2 separate regions of the Mus musculus genome follow, and region 1 is linked to region 2. The links are chromatin contacts, found by Hi-C or POLR2A ChIA-PET in ENCODE. All regions are on one chromosome and are shown on one strand. Each heading gives the region's core, a stretch centred on a gene start or an enhancer-like site at or near the end of the contact. The rest is flanking DNA. Distances are from core to core; before and after follow the strand shown. Region 1 overlaps Fam13c (family with sequence similarity 13, member C). Region 2 holds the start of Fam13c (family with sequence similarity 13, member C).

Evidence for each region. A loop is a pair of places that touch in the nucleus more often than their neighbours do. ChIA-PET counts read pairs that join two places held with the same protein, here RNA polymerase II (POLR2A).
Region 1: a loop to region 2 is called in a map of gastrocnemius, with 9 times the contacts of the local background. The contact joins the enhancer-like site here to the promoter of Fam13c in region 2. A Hi-C loop is called at or near these places in 8 of 37 maps with a recorded cell type or tissue (gastrocnemius, heart and left cerebral cortex). POLR2A ChIA-PET finds 5 or more read pairs at or near these places in 1 of 5 experiments (Patski).

What each region holds. Positions count from the first base shown.
Region 1 is chr10:70,474,611-70,480,714 of GRCm38, reverse strand. Fam13c (family with sequence similarity 13, member C) reads right to left here. Exons shown (of 14, transcript NM_024244.4): 4 at 3,443-3,561. Among named protein-coding and RNA genes, the nearest start is that of Fam13c, 37 kb to the right of the region's middle. Within about 2 kb of position 2,814, at least 2 of the 3 ENCODE cell types and tissues checked have a DNase peak (open chromatin) inside an H3K27ac peak, as active enhancers do; they include gastrocnemius and left cerebral cortex, where a contact is called at or near this core.
Region 2 is chr10:70,437,443-70,443,167 of GRCm38, reverse strand. Fam13c (family with sequence similarity 13, member C) reads right to left here and starts at 2,258. Exons shown (of 14, transcript NM_024244.4): 1 at 2,093-2,258. The coding sequence starts at 2,154.

The sequences.
Region 1 (6,104 bases), core at 1,565-4,064, 37 kb before region 2:
GAAACACTGCTTGCTGGCTTGCTCAGTTACCTGTCTTATACAGCCTGAATCCACCTGCCTTAGGATGGCCCATGGTGGCCTGGGCACTCCCACATCAATTAGCAGTCAAGAAAATGCCCTCATGGACATGCTCCTAGGTGATTCCAATGGAAGCCACTCCTCAGGTGAGGTCCCCTTTTCCTCAAGTGCTATGGGAAGGAAGGAAGGAAGGAAGGAAGGAAGGAAGGAAGGAAGGAAGGAAGGGAGGGAGGGAGGGAGGGAGGGAGGGAGGGAGGGAGGGAGGGAGACAGACAGACAGACAGACAGACAAACAACTATCACATTCTGTTGATGTGGAACCAAGATTTAAACGCACACATACACAAAGCCAGAGGGCGATGTTACAATGAGGAAGGCACACTGGGGTTTGGCAGGGGTGGCATAGAGGAGAAAATGTGACAAAGTCTCATTACAGTGATTTGCATGAATAACAATGTCACAATGAGACCCAGTTAATTATTTTTGTATTTTGTATACTTACCAAAAAGTTGCTAATCTTTAAAAAAATAAAAATCGCCTTTTAAATGAGAAGAGGAGGAGGAAGAAGGGGGGAGGAAGAAGAGGGGAAAGATGAGAAGAGGGAGGAAGAAGATGGGAGGGAAAAGAGGAGGACGGAGGGAGGAGAAATAAGGAGGAGGAGGAAAAGAAAGAGGAGAATAAGGAAGAAGGAAGAGAAGGAAGAAGGAGGAGAAGGAGAAGGAAGAAGGAGGAGAAGGAGAAGGAGGAGGAGGAGGAGGACGCACATATGCCTGAGTCTAGCCATGTGTTGGGCTGATACAACTGGGCCTATTGTGATGAATGTGAGATACTGGACTCAAAGATATGTTCACCCAGAGATCTCATCTCACCTGGTCATCCCATTACATGATTCCTGTAATATTTTGAGGTTTTTAAAAGTTCCCTGAGACTGTCGCTGGGTAACAACACGATGGTTGTGCTCAATGACTCCATAGCTGAGTGCTGCCAGTCTAATCTAGCTGGGAAACCAACAGGACTAGTCCTAACTGGCATGACATCACTCATGACCTGTGACTTAGCACAAGACCCTGTGATTGCTAACAGCAGCACAGCGCACAGAATATTCTGGAATGCTACGAGCTCAGAAAGCTAGATCCTGTGGAAAGGAGAAAGTCAGGCACAGAGGCTTGGAGGATGGATGGCAGGGATCTCTGGAGAATTGCTAACCAGAAGGCGCTGAGGACTGCAGCAGGCTCACTGAATTAGGAAAGCTTACTGGTGACTCAACGCCTGGTTTTCCTCACAGTTAATAGTCTAGGAACTTTTCAAAGTCTTATATACATATACACAGGTGTATATCATGTTTTTTTTTTAAAGATTTAGTTTATTTATTTCATGTATATGAGTACACTGTCTTCAGACACACCAGAAGAGGGCATCGGATCTCACTACAGATAGTTGTGAGCCATCACGTGGTTGCTGGGAATTGAACACAAGACCTCTGGAAGAGCAGTCAATGGTCTTAACCACTGGTCCATCCATCTCTCCAGCCCATATCACGTTTTTTTTTTTTCAATCATCACCTTTGAGCACAACTCACCAACCCCAATAATTCAGAACTCCTGCTCTATCCGGTCTCTCCTGGAACCATCCAGGTCCATACTTTTTCTTAGCGGGTCATGCGCAAATGATCACCAAACACCCTCATCCTTTTTTCTGACCACAGTAAAATTCCCAGTTAACATCCCAACCACACATACAACATAACACGGTTTCCAGTTTGTTGAACTGGAGAAGCTTAGCTGGCTAATGCCATTTCCCCATTAGCCTCTGCTAAACGCCCACACCCAAAGGACCATACCCCATGTTCCATACACAAGCATGCATGCTTTAGCTTTGGGATTGGTTGGTTTTTTTTGTTTGTTCCGTGCTGTTCTGAAATATGCATGGGAATGGGCTGACCTTATTCTGGCTGAGAACAGCCTTCATCAGGCTGTTGGGGTGGGAGAACAGGCGAGCCGGTCACTGCACAACAGAGTCAAGCCCAGATGAAAAGAGGTCTGTTAGAGTAAAGCCTCAAACAGGAGGGACAGACTCCTCATCGGTGAGGAAATAACAGAGCGTACAACTGTGAGTTCCTGAGGTCAAACAATCTATAAAATAGGCAATGACCCAGAAGGAGGGTGCATCCCTGCAAGAAGCAACATGCAGCAGGAAGACTTACTTTGGGTCACTGTTTAAGGGACAAAGGTCATCATGGTGGGAAAAGCAGGGTGACAAGAACTTAAAACTGGTCGTTATGTTGCATGTGCAGTCAGAAAGCACAGAGAAAACAGAGAGCGGGGTGCAGGCTCTAAAGTCTTAAGACCTCCCCTTAGTGACCCACCTTCCTAGAGGTAACAAGGGTTCAACCATATAAACCTATGGGAGAAATTCCCCACTCCAACCACAGCAGAGTCAAATGGCGGCCATGACTCCACTTCAAAGAGTGGACCGTCCCTTTCAGGGTTCTATGCTCCTAAATTTAGTATGTTGGGCCCAGGCTGCGTTCTCTTTATGACTCAGACCGCACTGCCTTCAAAAACAAATTCCTAAAGGTCACGCTCAGAGGCAGAGCACTCCCCGTCCCCTGAGTGAAGGCTACTATGATCCAAGAGCAGGGTGCTACAAGACGGCTCACAGAACAAGCCGTTGAATCCTTCCTTCTGTTTATTTCCAGAAGAGACTTTCCGTAGACAGCTGCCATGCCAAGGTCCTGTCAGAGGGCCATGCCAACCTTCTGTAGGCAGCTTTCCACCCATATCCTGGCTCTGGATTCAGAGCTCTCTCTAAGGAGGTCTAGTGGGACTGAAGCCAGTCCTGGGCTGCTTCTGGACTGAGGTCACTCGACAACACATACGTCGACACAGACACTACACCTGTCCTGCCAGGATCACGCGCTGGAGGTGCTCACTCCAGCTCAGTTCTTTATTTGTGCCAGACCAGGCTAAGGGAACTTATTTAGCATCTCTCAGGCTCAGGTCCTCCATGCAACTGATCTCTGAGCCCATAGAGACCTACTGTGATCTCAGTCAAAAGCAACTGGCATGGTGTGGATTCGACCACCATCATTAAACGTCGGGATCGACAGAGATCACAAATGAGCACTGAATTTTCTCAGCCATAAAACAATGGGCTACACAAATTCTCCTCCACAAACAGACCTACCACCCTATCCTCCCTGAATCTCAGGACTTGCGATCTTCAAACAGAAGACGAGGACAGCCCTGAGCCTCTCTCTTTAATGCAATGGGCTTCTTCCCTTCAAGGCCCCTTTAAGTAGTTTCCCTGACTGTGAGGAAAGCCAATAAAGTCAGGAATCCTTGACTCACATGCTGATACAGGTCAGCACATCTAGGAAGCAAACTAGAGATGATGTGTAGCTTCTGAACAAAGGCTCACTCACCTTGGTTGAAGTCGCACCGTTTCCTGGCACCTGAAGATGCTGCTTTGTGGACTCTCATGAGCCGGTGTTCCTGCTCTGCCCTGGCACTCTGACTGGCTGGGTACCACATGCTCTGTCTCCTACAAGACAAAAAAAAGTAGTCATCCTACAGATGAGCTGTCTGAGGCAGTCATTTCCATGGCACTACCTCTGGGCTGGGCTCAGTTCAGGGCAAGAGGCAAGGAGACATTTCAATGACCAAATTTAATAGGTATTTTTTTTTCTCCCACTCAATTGATGACCTGAGATTATGGGGGGGGATACCACTTCCAAAAATAAAAGATTTTTTAGGCATTACAAATTATATAGTAGGGACAAGAGAGATGGCTCAACAGTTAAGAGTTTGTACTCTTCTTGCAGAGGATGTGAGTTCGGTTCCCAGCACCCATACTTGCAGCTCACGACTGTCTATAACTCCAGGCCCAGAGGGATCCCACCATTCTAGGTTCCAAAGGCAGCTGCACTCAAGTGTGCACACATGCACAGAGGCATAGTGTTAAAGAGTTAAAACATGCTTAGAGATTCCTGTGTTTTGGGAGTCCTTCGCCTACATGTAGGTATGCATCAGGTGCATGCTGGCTGGGTATCCAGAGAGAGGCCAGAAGAGGTATTGGATGCCCAGCACTAGAACTACAGATGGTTGGGCTGGAGAGCTGGCTCAGTGGTTAAGAGCACTGACTGCTCTTCCAGAGGTCCTGAGTTCAATTCCCAGCATCCACATGGTGGCGCACAACCATCTGTAATGGGATCCAATGCCCTCTTCTGGTGTATGTGAAGATAGCTACAGTGTACTCATATACTTAAAATAAGTAAATCTTAAAAAAAAAAAAATGCAGTCATGGACAGACCATTGTAGTCTGACTTTGGCTACTTTGTCGGTTTGTTCTTTCACCCTTTCAACCCCCTAAGAGAATTACAGATGATTGTGAATCACCATGTGGATGCTAAGAACCAAGCCCAGAGCCTCTAAAAAAGCAACAAGTGCTTTTAACTGCTGAGCCCAAATGAAATAGTTTTTTAAAGAACATTATAGAATACCTCATAATAATAGCTATAAATTTAACATATCAACACTTACAAGATATTCATTCTTATGGAAAATAATGTCTGAATACTCACAGACACAAACAGGTTGGGAGGAGCTAAACTAAAATCTTAATAATTCTCTGTGAAGATGTCATTTTTGCTACATTTAGGGTTCCATATAGATTTCCCAAATTTTCTATAACAGAGAAAAATGTTCTTTCTGTATGAAGAAATAACTTAAAGCGAGTCTGAACACTAAGGCACACTTGTCCCATGTACTCCAGTCCCATGTCTGCCTGCTCTCTCTCCACTGTATGTAATTATGCCCATCAGTTTACCCAGCATCCACACAGACCCCAATTCCCAAGTGCCCACGGTGTCATTGCCACTGATGTAAAAACCCTTCTGAGGGCTGAGCCGCAGTGAATAATACAAAAACATTCATGCTACAACTAACCCTGCCGAGAGAGAGAGAGAGAGAGAGAGAGAGAGAGAGAGAGAGAGAGAGAGACCTACCCAAGCTAGGACGATGGCCTTTTATGCAAAAGATGAATTCAAAAGGACTTTGAAATATATACCTGACATTTATACATTTTTTGATAGTTTTGCAGGGTATAGCATTCTTTTTTTTTAAGATTGATTGATTGATTGTTCGATTGATTGATTATGCATAAGTACACTGTAGCTGTCTTCAGACACTCCAGAAGAGGGAGTCATATCTTGTTACGGATGGTTGTGAGCCACCATGTGGTTGCTGGGATTTGAACTCCGGACCTTCGGAAGAGCAGTCAGGTGCTCTTACCCACTGAGCCATCTCACCAGCCCCATTTATACATTTTTAAGACTGTTCCCTTGACAGTAGACATTTCTGTTCACCTACTAAATTAGTAACAAGTACAGCTTGCAACTTAACAGGCCTCAAATCACTGAAATTATATAATTTCATATTAAGCTAAGAAAAACTGAATTATTTAAAGTGGCTTTCATTAAGAGAGACCATAAAGTCAATTCAGTGCTTAATTCAAAATAAAACTGGACCACTCCATGTTACTTGGCTGAGCTACAGAGCCCATACTTTAGTCCTAATCTCCCTAATCCAGATCCAGAGTTGGTCTCGACATCTTTCAACGATCCATTCGCCACCCGTGTGGGCTCAGCTGCACTGAAAGACACTAACAGCTGGCCTGCTGGTAGTAGAGGACAAGATTGATCGATCATATGTGGCTTCCATACTTGTTTTCCGTCTCTGCCCCATACGACGACTGAATAGGGGCTCTGAAGTGGGGAGAGAATTGTAAGAAAAAGTCTTCAGTGAACATCTCAGAGGAAATCGAGTGGGAAGTAAGAATTAGCTCCCTTGGGTATTTTGACAAAGAACTACTCCCAGTCTGGCTGCCTCTTTCCAGGAACTTACACCTTCCTGCCTCTTGCCCGCAGAGGCTCTTGGAATGGCGTCATTATGGAGCAGATGTGAAACATTCCTTGTGGACTCTTGCACTGGGCTCTTGATGTCCAGCTGGTGGTGTTATTCCAGGAGGCAGGCATGGGCGATTCAAGATGTTGAATTTTGCTGACAGATATAGGTGGCTGGGAGTCT
Region 2 (5,725 bases), core at 1,009-3,508:
CCAGAGGCCTGAACTTTCAGTGGTCTGGAGAGGAGGCACTGGACATGGGTGAAGACAGGAGCCAGAGGATCTTTGCCTCTCAGAAACATTGAAGAGGAAAGAACCTCCTCGGGACAGACTAACATGGCACCCAAACACTTCCAGGACAAGCTGCTATGTCTGTGTCTCAGGATAGCACCCTCTGGTCCTGCCGGGAGTCCACAGACCCAGGAACAGTTTCATATTATTGAGAGGAGAAGATGAACAATGTTCCGTTTTGACAACCACTGGTTTAGGACGCCCCTCAGCTGAGCCGGGTCACACCTGTGGGGCTTTGGGTGTGTTGCAAGTTCCTTAGATTCTTGCATTAGCCAGATGGCTTCCCAGACACTACTCACAGCCTTTTAAAAGGAACCTCTGTCACTTCTCTGAGGGTAACGTGATCTTATGCAATCAGAACTCCTTGGGGAGTATCCAAGGACAAGACACCAAGAGTCTCCCCAGCATTTAACCATAACAAACACACACACACACACACACACACACACACACACACACACCATATGAAAGCTGGAACTAAAAGTCTCCATCTTGAAACTCCTGGGCCTGTGACTATGGCTGACTCTAGGAATACAGCCACACAACACTCCCAAGAATCAGGCCCAGAAAAACATGTGGTGCCAAGGAACCCAGAGGAAAAGAGAGATGTTACCTGACCACTTATCCAGGAAATTCAGGCCTCATCCTTGGCCCACAGGTATCTCTCCCCACCTCTCTCTTTCTCTATCTTTCTATTGCAAGGCAATGTCACTATCGTGTCCAGGGTTCCAGTGGACAGGCCATAGTGAATCATTGAAAGTCAACCTGGTCCTTATTTTAAAGAGACCCCACTTAGATGAGCTCAAAGCGGGGTACTAAGTCAGTAGCAAACCAGACAAGCAAAAGTGCATGGGGAAGAGGCCCAGAAAGCACAGTGGAACCTCAGCCCTCCCTCTCCAAGTCTCTGCAACAGTGGCAGGATCTGAAAGCCAAAAGATGCTCTCGTCACTGTTCAGGTTTCTTTAGCAAACAGCTTCTAAGCCACTTGTAGCCTCTGTATGAAACTCACAATTCTCTTAAGTAGTGGGATACACAACTTTGCGCATGCACACACACACACAGCCTGCTGCAAAAAGCTTTTACCGAGTAGCTTTTACCAAAAGGTCCCAGAAGTAAACACTAATTTCCCTACGATAAAATGGAATACATATAGTTTATACTCCCAGCTATATGTGAATTGCATACAGTGCCAGCAAAATCTACTCCACGTTCACCTCTGATATATAGATTCTATTAAGAAAATACTAAGGAAGAGATGACCAAAATAAAAACAAAGCACTATCAATATCAACACACACACACACACACACACACACACACGCACACACACGGGCTGGCCTAGAGTAAAACATTATTTCCCTTCCCTCCACTATGAACTGTTATTAGGTTGTTAGTCAGGCAAGGCGTTTCTCTATAGTCACATTATTGTGGCCAGACGAGAAAAATCACAAAAAGGCATCTAGAAAAGTTTACCGCACTGTGTCTTAAAAATCTGTACACACGGAGAGGGAAGGTGAGTTTACCCTGTTTAAATATGCTGGAATTAAACTCCTGCTAGCTCACATCCGTCTATTTGGGGCAAATGTACACTGCGTGCACTCCATGAAAACTGACACTCATGTTGGCAAAATACAACCCAGCTTCCTTTCTGACATGTCACATAGATTTTTTTTTAAGCTAAGCTCCAAGATTGCATATTTTGGGCCACGGAGCCTCCCGCAGCAATCAAGCTAGGTTTATTACTCCCCCCACCCCCCGCTTCCGCTCCTCACTCCCTACCCCCGCGCACCCTCCACCCCGAGCTGCCAAAATACTGGCTGCAACCTGTGTGAGGTTTGTGGGCCCCGCCAGCCTCGCAGCCTCAGGATCCAGGAGACAATGCATCGCCTGGAAAGAGGGCTTGGGGACAGGGGTGGGGTGGGGTGGAGTGGGGTGGCAGCGGGAGGGGATACCTTCACCATAGTTGCTTCGGAGACAGGAATGCAAGTCGATTGTAAGGGCAAGAAGCACTTACTCAGTTACAGCGGCGCTGCCGAAGGAATTATCCTGAAGGCTGAAACAGAAACAAGAAAACATGAGCCAAGTGCGGCCGGGGAGCCGTCTCCCTAATTGCTCTCCCGGAGTTAGAGCACCCACACAAACATGGCATTGCCAGGCAAGTCTTAGGGCTCGCCCGGCACGCTCGCTCTACCTTGGGCTGCTGTCTGCACATGCTCCTGACGACACCCCCAGCAGGGGCCCAGCGGCACCGGCGAACCACAAAGCCCAGCAGCCCGCGAGGCTGCGGGGACGATGGGGCGGGGCGCGGCGGCGCGCGACCGGGGGCTTCAGCCTCAGGAACCTGGAGCTGCTCCGCGCAACCCTGGTAGGCAGCTAGGAGCTACAGAGAGTCCAAGCTGCTTGAGCCTGCCACCTCAGCCTCAGCTGGCAATACAGATTGCGTCGTCCCCCCCACCCCCCAGTGGATACAATGCCCGCCTCCCATGGCTTGTTACCTCCCCAGCCCCCACCCCACCCTAGGGATGCAAACGAGCAAAGATGCTTCTGTCGCTTTTCCTGAAAGCATGGAGAGATCGAGAAGGAGGAGAGGGATATGGATGCTGAGTTTTGATTTATTTTCACTGTGTGTTGGTTTTTATTGCCTAGAACAAAAGGGCTCCCAAGGGCGGGCTGCATCCCGACAGGTCCGTCTGCGCTCTTGTTATTTTACTCCGCTAGAGGAAGCGCCCAGCGCAGGACCACAGAGATGTGAATGAACCTATGCAGGCGAATGTAGAATGCTTTCCAGGCCTTCGCTGATGCCTAGGACACCGTGCCAGGCGGGGAGATGGACTCCTACCCCCACAGCAGCCCCGCACCTTCACAAAGGATGGAATGACAACTCACAAACGTTGTTCCCTTTGATGGAGTCTACTTTGTTGGGGGAAGGGAGGGCCGGTCAGCCCCACCCCCACCCCGCTTTATTCTTGCTTGGAGATGTTTACCCTGCCCCGTTCCCATTGTCCATGTTTCCTGACATGTTGACCTTGACTTGGAAAGACCTGCCTCTGAATTTTGAAATACGATCACAGACTTACGTGTTGAACTATACTATGCATGTGTTCTTAATCCTACTGTCCCATGGAACTAGGTTCTAGATGGCAACGTGAAGTCTAATCACAGGATATCTTCCTGTCCTCAGATCCAAAGACTGTCACTTTCCCAAACGCCCCTGCGCTCGAGGGCTGTGGTGCCCATTCTGGGTAGTTCAGTGTGAAGAAAGACCAGCCTTTTGATTGCGTAAACATCTCCAGTGATTCATCTAGAACAGAAGGAACAATGCTTTCACCTGAAAAACAGCAGTTGATATGAATATGCTGTGGACCAGTTGAAAATATAATGAACCCTCTGAGAGGCCCAACAAGCAGCTGAAAGAGTCAGATGCAGATACTAGCACCCAACCAATGGACAGAAGCGGGGGACCCCTGTGGATGAATTGGGGAAAAGCTGGAAGAAGCTGAGGAGGAGGGCAGCCCCATGGGAAGACCAGCAGTCTCAACTGACCTGGAACCCGGAGATCTCTCAGAAACTGAGCCACCAGCCAGGCGTCATACACCAGCTGATATGAGGCGGCCAACACATATACAGCAGAGGACTGCTGGGTCTGGCCTCAGAGAAGATGCACCTAACCCTTGAGAGACTTGAGGCCCTGGGGAGTGGGGAGGTCTGGTAAAGTGAGGGGAGGGGGTGGCGACATCCTCTTGGGGGCGGGGATGGAATGGTGAGCGGGGGCGGGGTGAATGGCAGACCAGAATAAAAATAAATAAATAAATAAATTTTTAAAAAATAAAAATAAAATAAAATGAAATAATAAACGTGCTCCACAAATCCAGAGATTCAATAATGCCCAGAGGGAGGAAAAGACTAGTTCTCCACAGCCCACAAACAGAAAGGATCCAGAAAAGCTTGTAAGAACTATTCATACAGAAGAAAGACAGTCAGTTCAGTATATTATGGCTAAAAGTTAAGAATACTCTAGATTAAAACCCTGATGGAAACCACTTGGGGTTTTTAAACACTCATCCAATTCTTGATCGTATCTTCATCTGTTTTTTTTTTTTTTTTTTTTTTTTTTTTTTTTTTTTGGTAAGAGGTTTTCAAGTGCCTTTTTAAAATGAGATGTCCTGTTCACCCTGGAATGAACAATACTGATGGATATCAGCAAAGGTTCCTTTGGAGCCTTCGGCTTATCTGAACAACAGTTTGGGAAAAGTTCAAAGGGAGAAGAGGAACATTGTCACAGAGATCTGTAAGGAAGCCAGAGTATTTCCCAGGCCAGCGACAGGGTCCAGACTTCTCTGTGGTTGTATGTAGCATGGCTAAAACATGGTTTTTTGGTTTTTTTTTTTTTGGGGGGGGGGGTTAAAGGAGAGGAGACGTTACAAATTCAAGGACAGCAAAGAAAGCTATTCTGTCTTTTCAACTCTGAGACTGCACCTAGGTAGGCAGAATGTTGTGCACAAGTGGAGAACAAAAGGGAAAAACAAAGGTACTGGGTAGTTGGGCTTCTCAAACTCCTTAAAGTAAAATGTAACTTAGGCTAAACAGACCGACCACCATCATGCCTACAAAGGGCTTCAGAGAAAACATCACCTGGCGTTGTTTGCTGAACTAATGATGCACATTCTTAACGATATCACAGATGCAGTCCCTGTTAACAGGAAGCCTTTGCTCTTAGGTATGCCAGTGTGTATAGAATGGACAGGGTGCGTGGTTTTCAATTCAATAAATAGAATAACTGGGGAAAAATAGGCTAGAATTTGAATGTAATTAGCTCACCTTCTTGTTAAAAGTTTCAGTTTTTCTGAAAGCAAACCATCTGAATTTCATACTTAGTTCTAATAGTTCCCTTTTCCTTCTTAATTTTTTCAGTATTCTTATCTATTTATTTTTATCTTATGTGCCTTGGTGTTTTGCCTTCGTGTATGTCTGTATGAGAGTGTCAGATCCCTTAGAAGTGGAGTTACAGACTAAGCTGCCATGTGGGTCCTGGGAATTGAACCCAGGTCCTCTGGAAGAGCAATCAGTGTCCTTAACCACTGAGCCATCTCTCCAGCCCAATTTTTTTTTTTTTAATCACCTTATGACTTGCTTTCCTCATTCTTAGGTAGAGATAGACTCTGTTACAGGGGTTATTCCAAAGATTAAATGACATTTTTGGAACTGAGAAGTTAAAATTGTTTTAAACAGTTAATAAATGCTAACGTTATCCTTGTTCTCATTATTGCTATAATAAGAAACATGTAAACATGGAGTTTGAAAGAGAAAAGATGACTACAAATGGATAACAGGTTTATAGACACTGCTGACTTTCTACGCCCAGGCTTTCATGCTGTTCCATGGCTTCTTAACGTCTCTGAAAATCATCACGTTTGACCAGATGCTCCACGGACAATGTTTGTGTATTCTCTTTGTAACTCAATTTAAAATGCTTGCACATCCCTGGAGGACCAGACAATTCTGAGAAATCACTTTCTGAGGGATGCTGGGGCATCGGGCCAGAATCTTTACAATGCCAGGAAGTCAACGGAGGCCTGCTCCATTGGCCTGGACACAGTGACTTGGTGCTTCCTGCCAGTCCTCCAGGGAATAGCCAGACCTCCTGGTG